Regions from separate parts of the Homo sapiens genome. Here region 2 is linked to region 1. A link is a contact called in ENCODE Hi-C or POLR2A ChIA-PET data. All regions are on one chromosome and are shown on one strand. The core of a region is the stretch at or near the end of the contact, and the rest is flanking DNA. Distances in the headings are between cores, read along the strand shown. Region 1 overlaps LOC105370777 (a long non-coding RNA gene). Region 2 has its middle 130 kb from the start of THBS1.

Region 1 (2,973 bases), core at 250-2,749:
TATAGAGAAGCCTTAGAATAAAGGCATCTCAAAATGAAAGTTGAAGGGAAACTATAAAGCTGGAAAATACATTCAGGATGGGAGACACAGTGAAGGTCAGCTTTGCTGATTTCATAGTTCTGTGTGAATCCAGCACTGGTTACCTGTATACATTGACAATAATCATATGCTTACCCTAATATCTAGAATGGAGAAAAGACTATTTAGGGGGCTGGGAAACCCACTGTTTGTCAAACTAAAGAATGTTTGATTATCTTTCATGACTCCTCATACCATCTGGTGAGTAATAATGAGCTCATTCTACTTCATTGATTCCAACATTTGATATTTAAAAGTGGTAATAAAGACCTTCATTACCTCTAGCTAACTTGGATCTGACTATGAACTGTTTACAAAATTCCAGTTTTCAAAGGGAAATTCTTTTAGGAGAATGCTAGGCAAATGGTGGCCCACGTTGAGGGAGTAAATTGACTCTGTAGTCAGCGAAGTGATTATTTTTGTAATGGAGCCCACAGCAAAACCCTTTGCAGCACTCAGAAGTCATCAACAGAGCTTGTTCTTGGCAAACCAGAGCATTCTCTGCTTCAGAGAATTACTTTCTAATTACTAAAAACATGATACGGGAGGAACACATGTTGGCTCCAACCAAGTGTATAAGTGGTGGAAAAGTTCAGTGTAACTGTTCAGCGAAACTGTGAAGAAGTAGAGTCTATGGGACTGTTGCTGGGAACATAGGAGTGGATGGGAGCCAGGTTTTTCTTCTCTTTGTGGGATTTGGGAGTTAGGTTATATGTCCTGTCTTTGGAAATTAAGAACTGTTGATATTCAAGGATAATCAAGGAAAAGCACTTCCAGGAATGGGAAGGTACATAGGCTAATTGTATCAGTACAGCCTGTTGCCCTGTGGACTTTGGCTGCCGCGGCCATATGATCTAACTAAGATGTTAAAATAGCAGATGAACATTTGCTAGATGAAGTAAGTTTGTCCTGATGGCTAGTTCCACTCTTCACTCTCCTGATTGAAAAAAATGTTGGCTTTCCTTCACTGCGGTGTTCACTAGATAGAAACTAAAACCGGCTCTGTGAAGTGAGTGGGAGGGTGAGGAAGGAAAAACAGTCCAACTAAAGCAGCTGAAGTAGGAAAGGGTCATGTGAGGAAGTGGAAGAGGTGAATGCCCTGGAAAAGATGGATGGAGGCATTTTTCTCAGCCATTTCGTGGTTGGATTGGGAGACACTGAATTTGGAAAAGCAGTCAGACAGAAGCGTTCCGGATAGCCAAGCTGTTGGCGTACCACCGAGTGCCAATTCTCAGGGTGTTACCCAGTCATTCTTGGGGTTTGTTTAAACATGGCAAGAGTTCCTGGGAAAAACCTGAGGCCACATTACTTAGCCATTTGAACTGCGAGTCCAAAGTAATTTTTTAGCAATTACAGTAGCATATGTATTTGCAGAGCAAAGACGAGTCACCAAGTCAGAGGATGTCTGTTGTTCACAGTGTCAATATGAAACATCAGCATGCTCCTGTCTTAGTTATGGGAATTGAGCCCTGGTCCATGCTCCAGCTCTGCCATCTCCAAGGTAGTATCACAAAGCTAAATTGTGCCCCTGGACTTCTTCCTGGATGTAATCTAGGACTTGCCCTGGGGATGAAGGCAGAGTTATCCTTATTCCCACTTCTACTTCTGCCATTCCACTTTCTGTGATTACTTCGATGTTTCTCTCCCTACCTCTCCCCAGCTCATTTTATTCAGCTCATTTCCTTTTGACAAGTAACCATTCACTGACTAGCGAGTACCTGATTCAAGGAATACAAGATGACCTATAGTAACTTATACTCTGTTAAATCTAGATGATGTGACTGTAGAATGAAACTAAACATCAGGTACCTCTCAAGCACCATCTTCAGCAAATCTCAAGTTTCTTGACTGCCCACATGGATCTCTTTTTTAGACTTCATTATTTTTGTTCCTGTCTCTGCCACTCAATAGCTGTATGACATTGGTAAAGTTACCTAACTTCCCTTTGCCTCACTTTCTTCATCTTAAGATTATTATGAGGATTTAATGTAGTGTATGTAAGATCCTGTTACACAGTAAGTGTTCAATAAACATTATCTACTATTATGTTATCCTCTTTTTTTCACTGCCCATTAAGAAGACTTTTTTTTTTTTTTTTTTTTTTTTTTTTTGACGGAGTCTCGCACTGTCGCCCAGGCTGGAGTGCACTGGTGTGATCTCGGCTCACTGCAAGCTCCACCTCCCGGGTTCATGCCATTCTCCTACCTCAGCCTCCTGAGTAGCTGGGACTACAGGCACCCGCCACCACGCCCAGCTAATTTTTTTTTTTGTATTTTTAGTAGATACGGGGTTTCACCGTCTTAGCCAGGATAGTCTCGATCTCCTGACCTTGTGATCCACCTGCCTCGGCCTCCCAAAGTGCCGGGATTACAGGCGTGAGCCACCGCGCCCGGCCAAGAAGACACTGTTTTATATTAAATGTCTTTCTTAGTGCCTTTCGTTTTATTTACTACATGCACTTTATTATATATTGCTTTTTTCTTTATTGTTACGGATGTGGTATCTTAAAACAGCAGCCAGATTTCATCAGTTTGGGGGAAAAGGACCACATCTTTTATTCTCTCCATATCCTACACACTACCTAACAGTGCTAGACATACAAAGGGTGCTTCAAAAATACTTGTTAATTGAATAAAGTATGAGTAAAAAGAAAGACTCTCTCTGAGTTATAACTCCATTGAAATTTCCTCAGCAGAATGGCCCCCATACTTCATAGCTGCCTCTATGTCTTTACATAACAATCTCGGTTCTTTCTTTCTTAAATCATTTTCCTCCAACCTCTGAGCTTCTTTGCCCATTAGATGGGACCAGGATCAAGTAATATGCTGTACAACATTTGATACCATTTGGTGGCTTCCTGAGTAGTGGTCTGTTTAAAGCCATAAGCATACCTTC
Region 2 (2,973 bases), core at 264-2,763, 330 kb before region 1:
GCAAACTGTGAAGAGTGCAGCATGGATATGAGGCAGAATGTGATCAGGCTCTGGGCAAACAGGATGAAATGTAAACTGAGTGTCCGGTGGCCAAACCAAGGCCTCCTCTTCCCAGCTGAGCCTCAAGTCCCTGCGTGGACAGCTGGTCACCGCCACTCTCATATCTTCAGAGCTGTGAGGATGGAAGTCCTTGTGGTTTCTGGGAGTCTGTTGATGCAGCCCTTGCCTCTGTAGCTTAAAGTAGAGTCCGAGTGTGAGCCAATCTTCCTGATGGGTTAATACATAGATGCAAATCCTTTTTTCTGAACTTACGGACAAGTATTATCCACCAAGAACTCTGTCTTAGGGCTGCTTTACTAAGAATATATTAAGCCATTAAGGACTACTGATTTCTAATATTCAAAACATGATTAGGTAAGAATTCTTGTTGTCATACATTTGACATATTGCAAAGTTCTCACTGGGCCTGCCAGATCAGAACTATAGTCTCTGCCAGAAAAAAACAAAAAAAAAAACCACTCCCACCATGGCCACCGCCACTGCCAACAACAAAACTCGAAAGTGCATGCTTGCTCTATTGCTGCAGAACAGTGCTTCTTCAAATAAGAAGAAACGCCTTCATATAACTTCACTTTCAAAATCTGGAGATGTAGGTCCGATTGTCTATAGACTGTATTCTTGAGATGAAACATTTGAAACTCTTCACAATACTAGTTGACTTTGCCCAGATTTAAATTCTGCCACTCTCCCATCATGTCACTCTTTGGCTTGCTGACTATATCCGCCTCTCACACTCATCATGCACACACTACCTTCTTCATGCTTTGCTGAAGCCATAATCTCCATGTGGGAGTGTCTACCTGCTCTTACATCTTCATGCATGTGCTTGAATGTGTAGACACACATCCACATGCCTCCTGACTCTGTGGAGCTTGACTGTGTGGTGACAACATGTATAAAGATGTATTGCAGCCTCTTATGGTTCTCTTGTATAGCTTTTACATCTGTGTGAACTTTTGGGTTCAGGAAAGCTGGGTTTTTCTGAGTTCCATTGTGCAATTGGACAAACGCTTACTGCTTTGTTTTCTGTAAAATGACAATAATCCCTTTCATCAGGTGAAGTTTACTAAGTATTTGTAGGGATTTGCAGATAAAAGAATTAATTTAATGAAATGAGTGTTGTGTAACTTGCCCAATGAGCCAAATACTTTCTTGCTTTTGTTTCTGATTTTTGTGTGGTGCATGTGTGTAGTTTGTGAGAGAAAGACATAATGTGGAATGTATATTGTTTCATGCTTTCCCATGAGCTCGGTCAAATGGACTTTGTATGATATTTACATTTCATTCTGTGTAGTATAGAAAACACTGTTTGGTCAGTGACACATTTCCAACAAGTGACAGCTCTGGGAGAAACATGTTTTTAGGAATGTACAAGATTGCACAGGAGAGCTATAAAGTTTGATTAGTCCATACAGTACTGTGTACTTTGCAAACAGAGTGAGACAGACGTTTGGCTCAATTTCATTTAAAAGGTATTTTCCTCAGATCTATACACTGAACCATATGACTATGTTTTTTTCATAACTCTCTTCCCCCATGTGTTATCCATTATGGATTGAGAGGACTGCAAACACCGAAGCCAGCGTGAGTCAGCAAAATTTATATGCAGATCATACGCCCACTCAGTGGGGCTTTCCCCAGTCTGTCCTGACCATCACACCCAAGATGGCCCTCCAGTATTTGGAACTAGATTCTGGTACTCTTGGATGTAAATGCTAGGCCATCAAACTGTGTCTCTTGGCTACTATTCCTTTTGGGCCTTTTACTTACAATGTCATGCTGGGAAGCATCCAATTATTGACTAGAAAAATACACTTTTTAAAAAAGTTTGAGATAAATTATCATTACTCAAGAAATATTTGTGCATCTCATATGGGCTAGGCACTGTGCAGGGTACAAAGGACATAAAGGTGAACAAGAAGAATCTTTGTTCTTCAAGATGTGTGACTAACTGATGGGTGCAGGAAAGGCTCATTGAGAAGGTGACATTTGAGTTGGGTCTTGAAGGGCGAGGAGTGTTTCACTAGTTTCAACCTTACAGGTAGAAGCTAAAGATGATCTTGCTTCATTGCAGATAGAATAAATTGATGTTCCAAAATCTAACTTGTTTGGCAGAGGGTAAAACATAAGATTTATTGGATAGTTCCAAGGCAGTCAGTGATCAAATATAATCTACTCTGTGTTACAGTTATAAGCAAATATTGATAAGACACGATGTTTTCCTATCTAAGAATTTCCCAAAAATAGGGCAATAAAGAAGTCATAAGAGGTCTCAGGGCCCATTAAAAGGCTTCCAGCAGAATATTTCACAATACAGGCAGCTCTCACTTTGCAGAGTTCTGATATGTGTGGATTTCAGTTACCACGGTTTGCTTCAATAACACCAGTCCCTAACAGCATGGTTCAAATTTCAGTTACCCTGGTATATTAACCGTGAGTGATTGCATGAAGCACAGACTATGCTGCTGCCTCTGCAGAAGAAAAATTGCTACATCAGTGACAGATGCCCTTCATAATCTGTCACCAATCTGTGTCTCCTTGTCACTAGTAATAAATTCATGTGACATTTTATAAAAATGAATGTTAGAAAATGGGAATTGACCACTAAAGATAAAAATAAAGCAAAGAACAAAATTTGATAATGATGAATGTAAAATTTGAATCAAATGTCAATGGAATTAGAAGAAATAGCTGACTGTGGAATTGGTGACCTTGCTGCTGACACTCTAGATATGCAGCCAGGGAAACTTAGTAAAGATGGACTTATGCACGTAAAGGAGGAGAGTGGCTGTGACGAAAAAGATGAAAATGTCCCAGAGGAAGTGACGCTCAAAAGAAATCACTTCATGTTAAAGGAACTCTTGGAGATATTTCACAACATTGAAAGCACAAAGGATAAAATGTTGGAAACTA

The links. A loop is a pair of places that touch in the nucleus more often than their neighbours do. ChIA-PET counts read pairs that join two places held with the same protein, here RNA polymerase II (POLR2A).
Region 2: a loop to region 1 is called in a map of HepG2, with 6 times the contacts of the local background. The contact joins two enhancer-like sites. A Hi-C loop is called at or near these places in 1 of 168 maps with a recorded cell type or tissue (HepG2). POLR2A ChIA-PET finds 5 or more read pairs at or near these places in 2 of 52 experiments (AG04450 and BJ).

The regions. Positions count from the first base shown.
Region 1 is chr15:39,122,755-39,125,727 of GRCh38, reverse strand. The region is part of intron 1 of LOC105370777 (a long non-coding RNA gene); the gene reads left to right. Among named protein-coding and RNA genes, the nearest start is that of LINC02915, 130 kb to the left of the region's middle. Within about 2 kb of position 1,499, at least 5 of the 41 ENCODE cell types and tissues checked have a DNase peak (open chromatin) inside an H3K27ac peak, as active enhancers do.
Region 2 is chr15:39,454,296-39,457,268 of GRCh38, reverse strand. No RefSeq gene overlaps it. Among named protein-coding and RNA genes, the nearest start is that of THBS1, 130 kb to the left of the region's middle. Within about 2 kb of position 1,513, at least 2 of the 41 ENCODE cell types and tissues checked have a DNase peak (open chromatin) inside an H3K27ac peak, as active enhancers do.